Linked DNA regions of Homo sapiens: region 2 is linked to region 1. The links are chromatin contacts, found by Hi-C or POLR2A ChIA-PET in ENCODE. All regions are on one chromosome and are shown on one strand. Each heading gives the region's core, a stretch centred on a gene start or an enhancer-like site at or near the end of the contact. The rest is flanking DNA. Distances are from core to core; before and after follow the strand shown.

Evidence for each region. A loop is a pair of places that touch in the nucleus more often than their neighbours do. ChIA-PET counts read pairs that join two places held with the same protein, here RNA polymerase II (POLR2A). Pooled maps may share reads with other maps.
Region 2: a map of PC-9 shows a loop between it and region 1 (8-fold over the local background). The contact joins two enhancer-like sites. A Hi-C loop is called at or near these places in 3 of 168 maps with a recorded cell type or tissue (PC-9, astrocyte of the cerebellum and mesothelial cell of epicardium) and 2 of 50 pooled maps. POLR2A ChIA-PET finds 5 or more read pairs at or near these places in 3 of 52 experiments (OCI-LY7, Panc1 and activated CD4-positive, alpha-beta T cell).

The regions. Positions count from the first base shown.
Region 1 is chr11:95,988,945-95,993,490 of GRCh38, reverse strand. MAML2 (mastermind like transcriptional coactivator 2) reads left to right here. Exons shown (of 5, transcript NM_032427.4): 3 at 1,768-1,971. Among named protein-coding and RNA genes, the nearest start is that of MTMR2, 67 kb to the right of the region's middle. Within about 2 kb of position 1,855, at least 3 of the 41 ENCODE cell types and tissues checked have a DNase peak (open chromatin) inside an H3K27ac peak, as active enhancers do; they include PC-9, where a contact is called at or near this core.
Region 2 is chr11:96,035,149-96,039,526 of GRCh38, reverse strand. The region is part of intron 2 of MAML2 (mastermind like transcriptional coactivator 2); the gene reads left to right. Among named protein-coding and RNA genes, the nearest start is that of MTMR2, 110 kb to the right of the region's middle. Within about 2 kb of position 1,751, at least 2 of the 41 ENCODE cell types and tissues checked have a DNase peak (open chromatin) inside an H3K27ac peak, as active enhancers do; they include PC-9, where a contact is called at or near this core.

The sequences.
Region 1 (4,546 bases), core at 606-3,105:
CAAGTGATTCTCATGCCTCAGCCTCCTGAGTAAGTAATTGGGATTACAGGCATGTGCCACCACACCCAACTAATTTTCATATTTTAGTAGAGATGGGGTTTAACCATGTTGGCCAGGCTGGTCTCAAACTCCTGACCTCAGGTGAACCACCTGCCTCGGCCTCCCAAAGTGCTAGGTTTACAGGCATGAGCCACCGCACCCAACTCCCTGCTTAATGTTTTTATGTCTTGTAACCTTACATAGTTTAGTTGGTGAATGACAGATGGATTTTTTTTTTTTTTTTCTGGGCACAGTGCTTCATGCCTGTAATACCAGCACTGTGGGAGGCCAAGGATCTAGGATCACTTGAGCCCTTGACTTTGAGACCAGCCTGGGCAACATAGTAAGACCCCGTCTCTAAAAAAAATTTAAAAATTAGCCACCCTGTCTCTAAAAAAAATTTAAAAATTAGCCAGGTGGCGCACGCCTGTGGTCCCAGGCACTTTAGGAGGCTGAAGTGGGAGGACTGCTTGAGCCTGGGAGGTTGAAGCTGCAGTGAGCCATGATTATGCCACTGCACTCCAGCCTGGGTAATAGAGTGAGACTCTGTCTCTTAAAAAAAAAAAAGAGAGAGTTGGATTTCTTTTGTTCCCATGTATTCAGTGTTTCCCAAAGCATATTCCCTGGACCAATGAGTATCAGAATAACCTAAGGAGGTACCCTGATCTATAGCCTCAGAATCCCTGGGACAAGGCCAGGGCATCTGCCTTATAAGCTGATTCCCAGATCATTCTGATCAAAGTATAACAATTTTTGACTTAGTGTTTATATCATGTAAACTAAAATTTGATTTTACATTTTCTTATATTTATACATGTAAGCATTTCTCCCTCACTTGGGTGATAAATTCTCTAAGGTGATAACCATATTTTCTAGTCTTCTTGTAACCCTACTAGTGTACTAGTGTAGAGCTCAATCCTAAATACATCATTGGGAATTAATGAGAATATTCAACTGGGTTTAGCTTACTGTCTTGCAGAGTCCTGATCTGTCAATGCCAAAAAATTGGTAGAGACCTCAAATTAGAAAGGCAGTTCACCAATACCCAATATTATTTGATATACAGTTGAGTTTTTAATCAATATTTTCTCATTGTCAGTGTGTCGGGTATTCTTTTACTGAGATTCTTGCGCCGAGATACCTGAATTGTTGACTGCGGAACAAAATTTACAAGGCCCTGAGAAGTGAAGTCCTTTCCAAGTTTGAGTTTATAAAACAGAAACTTAGAGGCCTTCCTGCCTTTCTGTCACAGAAAGCTGGGTAAGGCAAAATGCCTTCTGTCCAAAATAGTTTCAACTTTTAAACACGTGAATTAAAACATGACTTTCATTGCAGGATCAGCAATGATACATGCTAACTTTGGGAAAAGGAAGGATTTGTTAGGTTATGATGTTTATTCCTGAGAAATTGAGAGGTTTGCCATATGTTTTTATGGTAGTTTTCTTTGAGGTTCCATAAACACCTTCTGGAATGTGGAGGTTCCACAATCAGAGTCCTCATGGGAGCTTTTCCAGTGCCCTAATGTCATTAACCCAGCTGCTTTGGTTGCTGTGTTATGCAATTATTTCTTCTACATTTAAAAAGCGATTCTCTGATCTCCAACCCATTTAACCATGTTTGATCTTTAATAAGATGAAAAATGTTTGGAATCTGAGTGTATGATCTTTGTGCTACATTTTTCTTTTTTTAATTCACAGTAGCTTTTCCTTCCCCCTTTCTCTTCTTTAGGATCAACACTCTGTGGTAGGCCAGAACACAGGCCCCAGTCCAAGTCCTAACCCCTGCTCAAATCCAAACACTGGAAGTGGTTACATGAACTCCCAGCAATCACTGTTGAATCAGCAATTGATGGGAAAGAAGCAGACTCTACAGAGGCAGATCATGGAGCAGAAACAGCAACTTCTTCTCCAGCAGCAGATGCTGGCTGACGCGGTAAAACTTTCTCTTAATTTCTACTGAACAAACCTGTTGACCCAACAGAGGGAGTTTATTCTTTTCCATTTATATTTACTGTGCCTACTTACGTGACAGCAACAAAGGTGTGCTGACTGTAAGAGAGGATAATTCCATACATTTAGTGTACTGCAGGAAGAAAAAAAAACCCAAACTTGATTTAACAACTGCTGGACACTTGGAATGCATGGCACCTCTGCTAACCAGCCCTGCCCAGCCCAGGAATGTCTAGAACAACCAACATGGGCATTTGAATCAGGCAAAAGAAACCAGTGTTGTTCCCCAGGCTTAAGGGGCAGAAACAGTAAACTGAACTTGAATCAACTCAAATCCAAACTGATTTTAGAGATAAGAGTTTCAAAAGCAATTTTAAAAGCCAACATGGAGCCTCAAAACCAAGATTTGGCTTCCAAAATAAAGCAACTCACAATGGGGGATTTTTTAAAAGAAAATGTAAAATACATTTCCCATTTGCACTGTATATATTAGGTTGATGCAAAAGTGATTGCGATTTTTGCCACTACTTTTAATGGCAAAAACCGTAATCACTTTTGCACCAACCTAATATTTGACTGTTTAAGAAAGACAAGATTGTGTTTCCCACACACTCTTCATGCATTAACCCTCCTTCAGTATTTATCTGCTCAGCCCTGGTTTCATTGCCTCCCTTCAAACTATTTGGCCAAATGAAATAAAAAGTAAGCATCTCCAGGTGAATTAGAGCTAAAGTATACAGAAAAGATAACAACAAAATCAAATAATTTTATATTCAAGGAGCTTTGTAGTGAGAGTCAGAAATGCAGGGTATCACAAGTGCTATAATTATTCAGTAAATAATAATTTGCAATGAGGGGAGAGCCATAAACAAGGCAAATCCTCTCTTCACCCTAGAGAAGCCTTGAGCCCACTGAGGATATGTCAGATAAATTGGCCAATTGTAATGCATGTGATTAAATGCCATACTCTGGTAACTACTAGAAATGATTTCAGAAAGAACTTTCTATCTACCGAATATCTGAAAGTGGAGTAAGAGATGAGTAGGAGGGTTATTTCAGCCAGAACAACCAGCATATTCAAAGACCTAGGGACAATAAAGGATACTACATATTATGCCTGCCAAGGTATTGAGTGTGCACGAGAAGGGGGAATTGATGGGTAAAGATGGGATAAGAAGCAGGAGGATAGGGCTTGAGAGGCCAGAATTTACATTAAAAAGCAACAGAAGAGATTTTAAGGATTTAACACAAGGGGAAGTACTAGATTCAGATTTGCATTATAGTAAAAGTATAAAATATACTAAAAAGTATAAAAAGTAAGAGAAAAAAGTATACTTTTTACAGTAAAAAGTATAAAAAGTAAGAGAAAATGTAATGGAAAGAAAGATTAAATCCAGCCTGCAAAGATTGAGGATAGTCTCCCAAAGAAGTAAAATTTGACATTGATTTTGAAGGACTGTAGGATTCTGATAGAGTAGGTGGGGTCCACTATTGTAGGTGGAGGGTGGAGCACCAAAAGGTGCAGCCTGGGTGTGAATTTGTTGGTGAGTTTGAGATTGCATTATGAAATATTTAATGCCTGATAAAAAGTAAACATAGTATAACAACCACACTTTTAAAGGAATTACAAGTGGAATAAGTTTCGTATTCAGGGCATGTGAAAAGAAATAGTGAGAAGTAAATTTATTTGACCTGGAATAAGGAATATTGAGAAATAAGATTACAGATGACGTTGAATACTGCCATAAGGTTTAAGGGAGTCACAGACTGGATCACAAAGTGACACAACTGGTTTCTTCTAGAAATCATAGTTTTGAAAACTCCAGTCCTCCCCCCTGTTCCCTTCCCCTCCCATTTTTATCCTTATAAGCTAAAGAACTTAGAAACAAGGACAGCAGAGAGAAAAATGTGTAATCTAAGGTTGACTTACTGGGTACACTTTCATCACTACCATCAATACTACTAATTTCATGAATTATAACACACAGAGGTTGATTTTCAGCTCTTGTTAAAAGGCAAGGAAGTGGTAGCATATACATTCCATGAGGGTCCTGGCCTGGCACTGGGCTAACTCCCACTGGGCCCCAGTTGAGTCACCACTAGGACAGGTGCAAAGGGCAGTGGCATAAACTGTGAGATGAATGAGAATGAGGCTGCTGTTTTTGTGATTTTTAAAAACCATTCACATTTCTCTTTGTTTGGACACCATTGAGGGTGTCTGTGCTTTTTAGCATATCCAGGAAGAAGTGGTCTTTGATACCACTGTACATTAGCATATGCTTTGTGGTCATTTGCAGTCAGTTGGCAAGGCCACATAGGCACCTAAATTGAGACGTTGTCTCATGAAAGTTTGTTATCCTTATTCTCTATTATTCTCCTACCAATGAAGCACAAAGAAGAGACATGAATAGTACTTATTACAACGGACATCGTAATTACCAACACGCATTGTGTACCTACTGTATGCCAGGCACCAAGCTGGATTTTCACAGAATTAAATAGAAATATGAGGGAGGTCCTATAATTATCCACATCTCACATTTTTACAGATGGAGAAA
Region 2 (4,378 bases), core at 502-3,001, 46 kb before region 1:
ATGTCATCTTCTCCATAAAGCCTTTCTTAGCAGCCTCAACCCAAATTCCTCTAGCTCCTCCTATGTTACTTTTATGGAATTCTTTTCTGTTCCCTCCTCTCCTCTTCCCTCCTCCCCTCTCCCCTCTCCTGTCTCCTCTCCTCCCCTCTCCCTTATCCCCCTCCCCTCTCCTGTCTCCTCTCTCCTCTCCCCTCCCCTCCTCTCCTCCTCTCTCCCCTCTCTTCTCTCTTCTCTCACCTCTGTCTCCTCCTCTCCCCTCCTCTCCTCTTTTTCTGAGTTGGTCTTGCTCTGTCACTGAGGCTGGAGTTCAGTGGTGCAATCATGGCTCCCTGAAACCTCAACCTCCTAGGCTCAAGTGATCCTTCTGCTTCAGCCTCCCAAGTAGCTGGGACTACAGGCATACATCATCATGCCTGACTAATTCTTTAAAAACATTTTTGTGTAGACAGGGTCTCACTATGTTGCCTAAGCTGGTCTCAAACTCCTGGGCTCAAGTGAACTTGGCCTGCCAAAGTGCTGGGATTACAGATGTGTGCCACCAGTAATTCCGCCTGGCCTAGAATTATTTTCATTCATTTATTTATTCATTCATTCATTTGACAAGTATTATTAAGCACCTACTAAATGCCACATACTATACTAAGTGCTGAAGATACAAGGTTGAATAAAACAGTTATGTCTTTGATAGGGCTAGGTTTCAATAGAGTAGATGAACAATAAGTATATAAGGAAATACATAAAATCATTTTGGGTACTTTGAAAAAAATTAAGCAAGGTAGAGAGTTAGAGAGTGATGGAAGTGCTATTTTAGATAAGTTATGAGGGAAGACTTCTCTATAGGCAACACTGGAGAAGTGACCCAGATAAAGTAAGGACCATGAGGAGGAGCATTCCAGTTAGAGGAAACAGCAAATACAAATACCATGCAGTAAGAGCAAGCTTGGTATATGGGTCTCTTGCTGTGAATTCCTCCAGATAGGGCTTAAGTGCCTAGCACATTGCTTTGGATGAGAAAGTTCTAAGCGATTGAATAGTTGAACCAGTTTAAAACATTGAATTTATTCAAGATCTAGTCATAATTTTTATCTATTTTGCGTTTTTCCTTAGATCAACATTTCCTAAGATGTGTTCAGTAGAAGACATTCCAAATTGATTTACGCAAAATCTAGTTTCACCACATACACCAAAATGGTTCTGTGGTTAAATGAGTATAAGGAACGATGAAGATGTGTATGTCGATATAATACAGGTGTTGCTAAGACCCACAGTAAAACAAACAAGCAAACAAAAAAATGTCTAGTACATTATTTTCTAACCACAACCTTCCTTTCCCATAGAACACACATTACTAATGCACAAGACAGTAAAATTCCATAGAATTCAATTTGGTGGAGCATGTTCCTCAGATTCCTTCATTTTATATTAAGTATATATTTATTAAATTCTTAATATTTACCTGCTTTCATATTTTACGAGTAAAATATAGATGCCAGAATATTACAATGTTATTCTAATTATGGCACAAGAATGTGGATTTTCAACATTCTCTTTAGTACGTTAATGTAATACCTATTTTCACAGCCCCACCCTGCCTAATTTTAGCCTATATCTAGTGATCTTTATTAGCCAAGCCATCTCTTGGGGTATTTTGTCACTGTCAGGATTGGGAGTTAAAATATCAAGAGGCAAGTTTATGAGCCTTGAAGTAAACAAATAGCAGTCAAGGAAACAGAAACAAAGCTTAGAATGCCCAGCGAGAGCTCCTGGCTGGTGACACATCCAGGCTCTGTGGGTGAATTGCCTTTGAACACAGCTCCCTCTGGGAGAAAAGATCCAGCCAATTGCTGGTTCTAACCTGTGTGTTTTTGGTTTCTTCCCCTTTGCACGTCCTCTCTGAATTGGCCTGTTCTATGTTACTGGTGATTGCCTCAAAACTCAGAAGTCATAGTATCAATCTAAGCTTCTTTGCTCACTGATTGGAGACCTCTTTAAGTATTTATTAGTTTTCCATGGTCACCAGCCAGCTGGTGAATGCATGCTTCAGTAACAGGGCTAAATTTGCAAACAGCTGTCAAATAAAGTTGAAACTGTCTTACAACCGTGTATAAGGGTGTTTGTCTCGAAATGCATGTGTATATATCAGAGAAAGAGCAAGAGAGAGAACACCTGGACTTTTGGACAATTTAGCCAAAGATCTTGTAGCCACTGGTGATTTTTAAAAGGAGAAAAGAGCACTTATTCTTATTTTATTGTGGGCACGTCATTTAGCATTACAGGTTTAAAGGCAGCAGGGAAACTGCAAAGCCAGAGTTATTTTTTTTGTTGTTGTTGTTTTTTTATTTTTTATTTTCTGAGGCATTAGTTGCTGTGAAGAAAAACAAGCCAAAGTTTTGCTTGTGGGCAGAAACATCCCAGAATGCATCTGGTGACTGGGCAGAAAGCAAGTACTGGCAAGAGCCCAGGTGCGTTGGCTCCCGACGGCAGTGCAGGAACAACCTAGGCGGTATTCTCAGACTCCGATCAAATTTCCAAGATGGATCCAGTTCAAAATTATCTACTCCGCTTTCACTTATCTAAGATGGTGCTCCAAGTTTAGGATTACAGTCCTCTGAGCTGGGAGTGGAGACTATAGGGAGAAAACCCACTGGTGTTTTTAAATACCATGAAAGGTGTTTTATCTTGTTTAAGTTAGCCGCAGCACACCTGGAAATTAGAAATATACTGTCATTCCTGGGGAATTCAAGGCAGTAAGAATTATTGGGGGTTAACAATTTTCAGGAATTTGGATCGCCACATCTCAGCCCCGGAGTTATTTTTACAATGGGACTTCTTGGTTAAATCTCTAAATTTAAATAGATAAGGATTCAACATATTCTTGAATCTTGAGATCTAGTTTCCCTCATCATGGGCCAAGTAGGAAAGAAAGAAGTGAAACCCTCAAATCACAATGTATCCCTATTTGCCATCCTATCGTGAGCTCCTAAAATCTTATTTTCACACCAAGTGCTTTTTCACCGTCCACTGCAACTGTGATTGTGGTGGTGACCAGACCTGTTCCAGGGGCTCTGAGTCAGGAATGGTGATCATGTGTTCTTTCCCATCATATTCCTGCAGAGAGTAGTGCTAAAAGAGTTTAAAATGAATGAAAGATCCACCTCTCCTAGTTGTTAGAGGAAATAAAACTCTCTAGAGTGAACTTAAAGTGCCCTTCTACCCCTACTTAAAACCTGAGACATACCATCTTTTTTCTTGGGCCCTATACCTATATCTTACCCCCGGCTTTTTGATTATGTCCGTTTGTATGTGTCATTCCGGTGGGGTTAAGCCACTCATTAGATGAGAGATTTTCTGTGTGTCATGTGCCTACTTTATTATAGAATTACATGTGTAGCATCTCAAAGAATAGCTATGTTTTCCACAAAAATCTGTTTTAATTGAACATAATACTGTGGTAAAGTTTTTTAAAATTGCTATACTTGTGCATTATTTTATTCAGTTATATTCTGTTTTTTGAGGGTTTCACTGTATGACAGGCACAGTTTCAGACCATTTTCACATTTAATCCCTGTAGCCTCACTGAGGAGTCTATATCCTAACCCTTAGTTCACAGATGCCCAGCACGTGTATCAGAGAGGTTATGTAACTTGCCCACGGTCACATGGAGCTAGGACTCGAATGGAGGCCTTTTGATTTTGAATTTGTTTGTCTTCCTTTCATCTCTCTGTGTGTGAGGCACTGTTGCATTTCATGGAACAGAAATCTCCTCAGTCTCTTTTGAATATATGAAGATTTCCTGGAAGAATACAGTGGAGTCTTAGAGAACCCAATGTTGGGAGAATACCAAAAAATGGGAAAGCACAGCAGTAATCTTCCCTGTCTCTGTGCTTCCTTCCTTCTGAGATCTCATGATCTCTTGCTTCATTCCTCTCTGAAGTTTCCTCTACAAAGATCTTAGTTACTGTTGCCCAGTGATTTCAGCCTGCACAGGACTTTGGGTTACCACGATACTATTTCTTGCTCTACATGACTTTCCAGTGCCAGGAGCTAACACCTGACAGACCCAGTCTCCTATCTTCCGTAGAATCCACATCCTCAGAAAACAAGAATTTGATTGATCTAGGCAGAGCAGATTGTTCCAAAAGAAGGTGCTGTGAGAAAATAATGGGCATACCTAAAACACGCACTACTTTTTTAAAAGACACTCTATTTGAAATTTTAAAATCAGAATTACTTATGGTTGGCTTCGCATAGCTTTCTTCCAGTCTAGCGTGGTTTCTTTTCCACATTCCTGCCACTGATATGTCTACCCTCTCTTGACCTATCTCACACTTGCCCTGATTGCCTTTCTAAAGGGTACCACACAATTCCAGAATTCTAA